Linked DNA regions of Homo sapiens: region 1 is linked to region 2. Evidence: chromatin loops called from intact Hi-C (ENCODE). Cell type or tissue: Calu3. All regions are shown on one strand.

Region 1 (5,000 bases), 130 kb after region 2:
GGCGTGACCAAGTGAAAAGTCTTTTTTTTTTTTTTTTGAGATGGGGTCTCGCTCTGACACCCAGGCTGGAGTGCAGTAGTGCCATCTCGGCTCACTGCAAGCTCCACCTCCTGGGTTCACACCATTCTCCTGCCTCAGCCTCCCAAGTAGCTGGGACTACAGGCGCCCGCCACCACGCCCAGCTAATTTTATGTATTTTTAGTAGACACGGGGTTTCACTGCACTAGCCAGGATGGTCTTGATCTCCTGACCTCGTGATCCGCCCACCTCCGCCTCCCAAAGTACTGGGATTATAGGCGTGAGCCATCGCGCCCAGCCAAAAGTCTTAAAATGGGGAGATCATCCTGGATTATCTGGGTGGGCCCAGTGTAACCACAAGGCTCCTTATAAGACGGAGGCAGAAGGCCGAGCGTGGTAGCTCATGCCTGTAATCCCAACACTTTGGGAGGCAGGGGCGGGCCGATCACCTGAGGTCAGGAGTTCGAGACCAGCCTGGCCAACATGGTGAAACCCCATCTCTACTAAAAATACAAAAATTAGCTGGGCATGGTGGTGGGTGCCTGTAATCCCAGCTACTTGGGAGGCTGAGGCAGGATAATCGCTTGAACCCAGGAGGCAGAGATGGCAGTGAGCTGAGATTGCACCACTGCACCCCAGCCTGGATGACAAGAGCAAAACTCCATCTCAAAAAAAGAAAAAAAGGAGGCAGAAGAGTCAGAGAAGGACATGTGACAACAGAAACAGGCTGGAGTGATGTGGCCATGAGCCAAGACATGCAGGAGCCTCTAGAAGCTGGGAAAGGCAAGGAACGAATTCCCCGCTAGAGCCTCCAGAAGGAATGCAATCCTACCAACAGGACTAAAGTCAACCAATCATTGATTCCAGTCCCATGTGACCCATTTCAGATTTCTGAACTCCAGAACTGTAAGATAATAAATGTGGGTTTGTAGATTTGTTATAGTAGCAATAAGAAACCAGCGCAGGCCGGGCGCAATGGCTCACGACTGTAATCCTAGCACTTTGGGAACCCAAGGCGGGCAGATCACCTGAGGCCTCAGGAGTTCAAGACCAGCCTGAGTAATATGATAAAACCCCATCTCTACTAAAAACACAAAATTAGCCGGGTGTAGTGGTGCATGCCTGTAATCCCAGCTACTCGGGAAGTTGAGGCAGGAGAATCCCTTGAACTGAGGAGGCAGAGGTTGCAGTGAGCCGAGATCATGCCATTGCACTCCAGACTCGGCAACAAGAGTGAAACTCCATAGAGAGAAAGACAAGAAAGAAAGAAAGAAAGAAAGAAAGAAAGAAAGAAAGAAAGAAAGAAAGAAAGAAAGAAAGAAAGAAAGAAAGAAGAAGGAAGGAAGGAAGGAAGGAAAGAAAGAGAGAGGAAGGAAGGGAAGGGAGAGAGAAAGAAGGAAGGAGAGAGAAGAAAGAGAGAGAGAAGAAAGAGAGAGAAGAAAGAGAGAGAGAAGAAAGAAAAGAGAAAGAAAGAAAGAGAAAGAAAGAAAGAGAAAAGAAAAGAATGAACTAGTGCAGGGAGAGCGGGTGCAGAGGGCTGCCTGACAGATCAGCGTATTAAACAGTCAGGACAGAAGACCCCCACCTACACAAGGAAGAAAGCTGGGGGAACAAAAGCCCTGACCCCACTCTCCTCCAGCCCCCAATCTCCTACAGGGGCTTCCAATGGGAAGAACCCACTGGAAGCCAGAGGGAGCCATCGGCGTATCACCCACAGGATCATCTTCCAGAGCAGGGTGCAGGAAGGAGGGTGGAGAGTGGATTGAAGAGACCAACGGGAGACAACCAGCACAGTACGGCAGCTTGACCAAACTCTTTGCTGGCTAACATATTAATTATCAAAGAGGAAGGGGCTACATGGGAGTCTTGAACCGGGTCCCAAGAAGGAGGAGCAGGACACCTGTACTCCAGCTGGAAATTAAGACTCACCCTACCCTCAGGACAGAATCCAAGAAGACAGACACAGATCTGGGGCACAGTGGACGGAAATCCCCCAGAACTTCCTGGGAAAGGGGTCCTTCAAGAGCCTAACAGCCATGCTGGAGGCCAGCCAGTAGGGTGACCAACCCAGAGACCACCACCCCTCATCCTATCTTAACCACCCAATCCCAGTCCTGGCCATCCCTCCTCAATGCCATGCCCTTCACGGATGAGATTCTGCTGGGTACAGAGAAAAGCCCAGGGTTCCAGGCATCAGTTGGGGTGGTCATTGCTCCTAGTTTGGGCTCTGGCCAGCTGATACTGTCCAGTGTCAGATCTGGACATCCTCAGGCCCTGCCATCAGAAACTAACATTTCACAGATCAGCTTAGCTCAAACACAGCCTCACCACTAGCCAATATGGGGACTGCAAATTAGAAAAAGCTACCCCCTTCCTCAAAACACTTTCCTGCCATCTATTGGGAACTTGTAGTAACTACACATATCTAAGATAGATGACAATGAAATTGAGGAGTAGGGGGTGGAGACAGTGCTGGAATTGTTCAATGCACAACCTGCACAACTGTAAGTGGCTGCCATTCCCAAACTTCCTCCACCACATTACAGGACTTCTGCTGCACCAGCATCTTACATGGGCCTCTTCTCTTCCAATGCTGCTCTCTTGCCGAAACTATTACAGCAGTCTCCAAATTGATCTCCCCCTTTCAATGCAACCTTACACCTGCCACAGAGACATCTTTCTAGAATATTCATCTGATCATTTCCCTTGCCAGTGGAAGCTTTTCAGAGGCCCCTCCCTGGCATTCAAGGTCCCCTGGATCTGGTCCTGTTCAATCTTGGCAGCCTTTTCTCCCATGACTCTTGTCCTATACAGGTACATACTGGCCTCCACCTGGGCTCTCTCTGAGCCCTACCCTGGCCGCAGACTCACCCCATATTCAGTGCCTGCTCTGGCCTTCAACCCATGTCCCAGGCAGGACAAATCCCAGGTCGGGTGCCAATAGCCCCCTCCCAAGTGAGGGCTGTGGCAAGCTGGGACAATATGAGATGCCACTGTGGTCTAACTTCAACTCCCAGCCTCCGTGTCCCAGCTGTGCCCTTACACTTCTTATCTCTTCTCCTGTCTGGGCCGCTCCCATTCATCAGGGACAATGAGCCCCATCTGCAGAGGCTGAGTATCCTTCTTGAGTCCCACCCACTGGCTCCTGGCCCCCCTCAGACTCCCACAGGTGGAAGAAGGAGTTTCCCAATAGTAAGAAGGGCCAGTCCCCAGGTGCGCTGTCTCCAGGCTGGGCAGGAGTGGCAGCAGGGACCAGGCTGCAGTGTTCTGAGGACCATCAGTAATTCCTCTTGCTCAGAGACAAGGGCAAGCTCAGTGCCTCTGTTCCAATTACCCAGAGAGAGGCTCACTGTGGCTACATAATTAATACTCTAATTGGGGGTCACTCTAACTCCAACAGTCCTTCAGGGAGTGTTGGGAGGTGGAGATATGACATAGGGGAAAGACAGGGAATGATGGGGTACATCCTGTCGCCCAGGCTGGACATCCCTGGGGTTGCAGACGCTGGCCCTGGGAGGGCCATTCCCCAGTGTGGGAGGGGCTGGCAGAACAGGGCCAACCCGTGGTGTTCAGGGCTCAGGAAAATGTTATGAAATACACATCTATATCAGAAATTTGAGTCACCCCAAATTCAGCATGTCCCACCACCATGCTGGCTGCTTAGTCTTGCACAATCCCGTGAAAGAAATACCACCCCAGCCAACAGGGGCAACCTGCTCTCTAGGCTTCCCTTCTGGAACCAGGGTCCCGCCACAGGGCTCTGGGATGGCCCCATGGGTATGCACCCTGGCTCTCCCCATCTAGTAGACCCCACAGTTGAAGGTGGGAAGGGGTTAGAGGGATAGAGGATAAGACAGTGCCCCTAAGAACAGGGACCAAACCAGGACTATTTTGGGTTGAATCGTGTCCTCCTCCCAAAAGATGTGTTGAAGTCCTAACCCCTAGAACCTCAGAGTGTGATCTTATTTAGAAACAGGGTCTTTGAAGAGATAATCCAGTTAAAATGAGATCATTTGGGGGCAGGTGCTAATGCAATATAAGTGTCCTTATAAAAAGAAGGAGTTTGGGCACAAAGACAGTCACGGAAGGAAGACAATGTAAGCAGACACAGGGCGAAGATGGCCATCTACAAGCCACGGCCTGAAGCTACCGGAAGACAGGAGAGAGGCCAGGGCAGACCCTTCCCTGGGGTCTTCAGAGCCCTGGCGACACCTTGATTTCAGACTTCCCATCTCCATTGCTGCGAGACAAGAAGCTTCTTAGTGTGTGGCTCTGTGACTGAAGCCCTAGGGCACTATGACAAGGGCCCACCCATGTCTCAGTCTGGTCTTGGGGCTCCCTGGCCAGAGGGCACTAGGACCCCTGTCCAGGCTCAGGCAACTAGAAAAGGCATTTAGAAAATGCCAAGAAAGGGCCGGGCGCGGTGGTGCACGCCCGTAATCCCAGCACTTTGGGAGGCCGAGGCGAGCGAATCAACTAAGGTCAGGAGTTCGAGACCAGCCTGACCAACATGGTGAAACCCCATCTCTACTAAAAATACAAACATTAGCTGGGCGTGGTGTCAGGTGCCTGTAATCCCAGCTACTCAGGAGGCTAAGGCAGGAGAGTCACTTGAACCTGGGATGCAGAGGTTGTGGTGAGCCGAGATCGCGCCACTGCACTCCAGCCTGGGCGACAAGAATGAAACTTCGTCTCAGAAAAAAAGAAAAGTAAAGAAAATGCCAAGGAAGACTTTCCAAAGTGCGGGGGGCCCCTGAGGCCCAGGCCCAGGGAAGGACGCCCCGGCCTTGGTCTAAGGATGGTAAAGGGTCTGGCAATATTTCAGCAAAGAAAGTGACATTGGCATGAATGGGGCCTCGTGCCCACCTCCAGGGATGGTTCTCACCCACTATCCCCTGGAACTTCCGATCCTTTGGGGGGCAAACCTGACAGTTAGCAAAAAGACCCACCTTTCCGCAGCCTCACCTGGGACCATGGTAAGC
Region 2 (5,000 bases):
TGGTCCAGTCTTGGCCTCCAATGGAGACCGCTTGGGTGAAAAGCCTGGCTCTGCCACTGTCTGGTGGTGGAGCCCCACACAAGCTTCTTAACTTCCCTTGGCCTCCCTTTCCTCATCTGTAAAATGGAGATGATGGACGTGATACTTACCTCCTAGGGATATTGGGATTTTAAAAATCCACTTGTGTGAAGTGCTAAGCTGTGGGCCTGCCCAAAAGCAGGTGTTTGTAATTACTGCAGTCGTGCCTGCCAGCCAGTTTCACTCCTCCTCCTCACTGGCACTGCTGCAATTCAGAACAGCCTTGCCCATGGATGCTCACCTGGACAGTGGGACCTTCCCACACCCCCTGCCTCCAGGGCCTCCTCTCCATCCCAGCCTCCTTGCCAGCTGCCAGAGGGTGGCTTACAAGGCCTGCTGCTTCCCTGGCCCCTTAGCATAGAGTCCTCCCTGCTGGGCACGGTACTCACAGCTTTTGCATAATCTGGCCCAAACACGCACCTCCAGCTTCACCTCCTTCCGCACCCACTCCATTCTCTAGCTGCTCTGAGCCGGCTTCCTGCTCCCTAAAGCCCATGTCCATCACATCTTTGTTCATTCACTTGCACCACACTCACATCTTAGAGTGTTTCCTCCCCATTACCTCTGTCACCCTGGAAAACTCCAAAGGTGCTTTCAACCCTGATTGCTCCATCTGCCACCCCAGTCTCTCGTGAGTGGCTCCTTGGCCTCCTTTTCCTGTTATATTCCCACCTTCTCCTGTTCACATACCACATTTTAGCAACACCAACTGCTCACAGGCTTCCCTGGTTTGGGCTGATGAGTAAGAGCTACTGTGGGTAGAGTTTCCCAGGGTGGGAATCCCAAGAGATGTGGAACCCTCAGTCCACACTCTTTAGCCCTAGAGGCCCAACAAGTTGGGACCAAAGGACTGAATCACCTTTTTCCTTCTAATGAGCCCTTTCCAGGGATTTTTTTTTTTTTCAGAGTTTCACTCTGTCACCCAGGCTGGAGTGCATTGGTGCAATCTCGGCTCACTGCAACCTCCGCCTCCCAGGTTCAAGCAACTCTCCTGCCTCAGCCTCCCGAGTAGCTGGGATTACAGATGCACACCACCAGGCCCAGCTAATTTTTGTATTTTTAGTAGAGATGGGGTTTCATCACGTTGGCCAGGCTGATCTTGAACTCCTGACCTCAAGTGATCCACCTGCCTCGGCCTCCCAAACTGCTGGGATTACAGGCGTGAGCCACAGTGCCCGGCCTCCAGCTTATTTTTATGCATATGCTTTCATTTTTAATTTTGTTGAGAAATTTTAAAGATACAGGAAAAACATAAAATCAGCACCCCATATGCACCTACTTATCCACCATGCAGAACTGACAATTTGTTCATGTTACTTGCTTTGTCTTCCTTTTTAGAAATTTATAAAATTTAAATCACATATGTATTATGACATGACAGCCAGACTCAAAGTCTCTTTCTTCCTCATTCCTAATTCTATTTTCTTTCATCCTGCCAAGGCAAACATGATCATGAATTAAATGTGCACTTCTCTGGTTCCATTTTTAAACTTTGGCATAGACACAGAAACCCCTGATAATTCGTAGTATTGCTTCGTGTGTGTTGATCAGCATAAGGGGTAGAATTTCAACATAACCTTCTTCTCTGCTTTCTGCAACACACTCTTCTCATTCAACATGATCGTCTTGAGATTTATCCATATTGCTGCGTGAATCTAGCACATTCCTTTAATTGCTTTTAATTTTATTTTATGAATAGACTCCATTTTATTCAGTTACTCCTCTGATTGCCTGAAATCTAAGTTGTTTCCCTTTTTTTTTTTGTCATTAATTAGTGCTGCAGTAAATACCCTTGCACACCCCTGGGGGGGTTTCTCTAAGGTGGAAACCTAGATGTGGAATTGCTGGTCTTAGCTTTCGTTGCATTTTCAGTGTGGCTGGATATTGCCAAACTCCTCTGCAAAGTGGCTGTGCTAATTCTCACTACTACCAGCAATGTCTGAGTGTGTCTATTTGCAGGAGGCCCTCATTTTATAGGAGAGAAACTGAGGCTCAGACCAGGCAATGGAATTGCCCAAGATCCTGCAGCTAGTCAGTGGTGGAGCCTCGATTAGGACTTGGGCTCTGGACACCACACAAAGGAATGAACTTCCAGAAACATCCTCCTTTTGCCCAGCCAGAGTCAAATTAATGACAAATCTTCCCTTGACCTCTGTCTGATCGGTCTTTGTCCAACCTTGGGAAACACTTGTATTAGTTTCTACTTTGCTAAGAAAGAAAAAAAAAACTCATAATAAAAGTTACTGGCTAATAACAAGTATCTTGTGTCATGGAAATTTTGCATATATTCTTCAACAATAAAAATGAAAACATGTTTTCCTTTAGTAAAGGAATTTCTGTTCTACTGCACTTATCACCCCTGGGAAGGAAATCTGATGTACCTTGACTCTATTTTATGACCATCTTGGAGAACAGCGATGTTGTCAATGGAAGCATGAAGAAACTATAGGAATAAAATTAGACAGAGATGGAGACAATGATACTAAAATAAATATCATTTGAAATTGGATTTTGTGGTAACAGCACAGCAGTCGTCACTGGGAGCGTGAAGGTCACGCGTCAGACATGGAGAACACCAGGCCCTGGTGCCAAAACATTTTGCTTCCAAAAGCATGGTCCTCCCTGGACTGCTTTCAAGGTTGCCTTTACCTGTAACACCTCCATCCACACAAGGCACGGTCAGTGCAGAAACACGTGACAAGGCTGACACACAAAGATGGGCGAGTCGGGGCACGGGGAAGGAAGTTCACCTGTCAGGCCAAACTCAGATCACAGCCGCCAGGTGAGCCACTGGGTGGTGCCAGAAAGGTTCCTGCAGATGTCCTGGCAGAGAAAGGTGGAGAAAGATCCCCGCCTAGTGGAACAGACAGTGGTCAGGAGATAAGGGAGATCCCAACACTAGTTACTTGTTTATTGCCTCTCCCATCTACCAGACTTTTTCTTTTCTTTTTCTTTTTCTTTTTCTTTTTCCTTTTTTTTTTTTTTTTTTTTTGTGAGATGGAGTTTTGCTCTGTCACCAGGCTGGAGTGCAGTGGTGCAATCTCAGCTCACTGCAACCTCCGCCTCCCGGGTTCAAGCTATTCTCCTGCCTCAGGCTCCCGAGTAGCTGGGACTATAGGCTCCTGCTGCCATGCCCAGCTAGTTTTTTGCATTTTAGTAGAGATGGGGTTTCACCATGTTTCCTAGGCTGGTCTCGATCTCCTGACGTCGTGATCCGCCCGCTTCAGCCTCCCAAAGTGCAGGCATTACAGGCGTGAGCCACCCACACTCAGCCTACCAGACTTTAAACTTCTTGACAGCTATAGCTTTTTCTCTGATTATCTTAATATTTCCAAAGTTTAGAAATGTTCCTAACACATAGTAGGTACTCAATAAATGTTAGTTTTTGAGTCAATGACTGAATGAATCCTGGGAACATCATCCCCAGCCAAGCCAGAGCTCAGCTTGTCCAGGCTGCAGCAGACTATCTGGCAGTAGATCACCCAACCCAGTCCAGCCTTGAAGAACCCCTCCCACCAGATTCCCCCTCCATGAAGCCTCTTCTAGTTGCTCCAGGGGGGCTCTCTAGTCTTTTTTAAAAAATATCCTGCTTCCTTCAGAGTAAGCCCCATACAATCAGGCAAGTATTCCTGGAGTTCTCTTGGCAACTTCCTCTCCCCGTGGTACATCAGTCACCAAAGCCCTCTCCACTCCACCTTCCAAGTCCCCTTCCCCTGCCTTAGGCCAAATCCCATCTTCTCAGCCAGTCTCCCTGACTTCAGACCTACTACCTTGTAGCAGGCAGTTTTCACTTGGTTATGCTGCAGTAACAAACAACCTCTCAGTTTCAGAATCTTGCAACAGCAAGATCTAGTTGCAACTCTCCTGCACTGGCGGGATCCAGGATTCAGGCTGGAGCAACAGTCTCTGTCTGAGACATGCCATTTTCCTAGCAAGAAAAGGCGAGAGAGCAGCACAAAAATGCAATGCCTCTGTGGTGGTTTTAAAATCTTTTTTACAAATGTTTTTATACTCCTTGCTTCGAGAGGTGGAGTTTAATTCTCCTCCCCTTGAGTATAAGTTGGAGTTAGTGACCCACTTATAATTACCAGCCCATAGCAGAACTGCTGGTGTGTAGTCTCTGAAAATAGGTCATAAAAGCACTGTGGCTCATTCTTGGATCTTGGAGCACTGCTCTGGGGCAGGCCAGCTGCCATGTCACTAGGACACTCGGCATCTTTATGGAGGAGACGTTGTGGTGAGGGACGGAGGCCTCCTGCCAACAGCCAGCACTACTGGCTATGTGAGGGAGCCACCTTGGAAGCAGATCCTCCAGCCCCAGTCAAGTCTTCGGATGACTGTGGCCCAACTGATATCTTGGCTGAAACCTCAAGGGTGACTGAGCCAGAACCAACCGGCAATGCTCCTCCTAGACTCCTTTCCCAGAGAAACTGTGTGAGATAATAAATATTTATTGTGTTGGGCCACTATGTTTAAGGGTAATTCATTATGCAGCAGTAGATAACTAACACAGCCTTTTAAAGCTTCTGGTCAGAATTGGTGTATGTCACTCTACTCTCATTTAATTGGCCAAAACAGATCACAAGATCAGCCTGGCATCAAATACCTATGGAAACATTGCAAGTCATAGAGGAATGGGTAAGGAAATATAGCCTGCTTACAGGAAGAGGGAGTGAATGGTTAAGCACAATAGTAGAGTTCACCATATCCTACCCCAATTCGTCCTGTTCCTTCTCCCACCATAAAACACAAAGTTGACCATATCAGCTTCCGTTCTTAAAACACTTTAGTGGCTCTTCGATGCCTCCAGCACAAAGTGTTACCTCTTCCATCAATCCTTCCAGGCTTCCATGTTCTTCCTCTGCCTCAGTGCCACCCTCTATCAGCTTGTGACTCTATCCTGTGCTCTGATTTGTCTGTTC

What was found. Peaks named below come from ENCODE experiments on the same cell type or tissue, not always from the same donor. Only the 100,000 strongest peaks of a DNase experiment are listed, where the experiment ranks them.
Region 1: it touches region 2 in a loop (9-fold over the local background); 9 of 110 quality-filtered maps call a loop at or near these places.

Annotation. Positions count from the first base shown.
Region 1 is chr17:6,410,790-6,415,789 of GRCh38, forward strand. No RefSeq gene overlaps it. Among named protein-coding and RNA genes, the nearest start is that of AIPL1, 22 kb to the right of the region's middle. In Calu3, a CTCF peak has its summit at 2,415 (motif pointing left); no DNase peak of the experiment used is centred here.
Region 2 is chr17:6,277,007-6,282,006 of GRCh38, forward strand. No RefSeq gene overlaps it. Among named protein-coding and RNA genes, the nearest start is that of AIPL1, 160 kb to the right of the region's middle. In Calu3, no CTCF peak of the experiment used is centred here; a DNase peak (open chromatin) is centred at 2,895.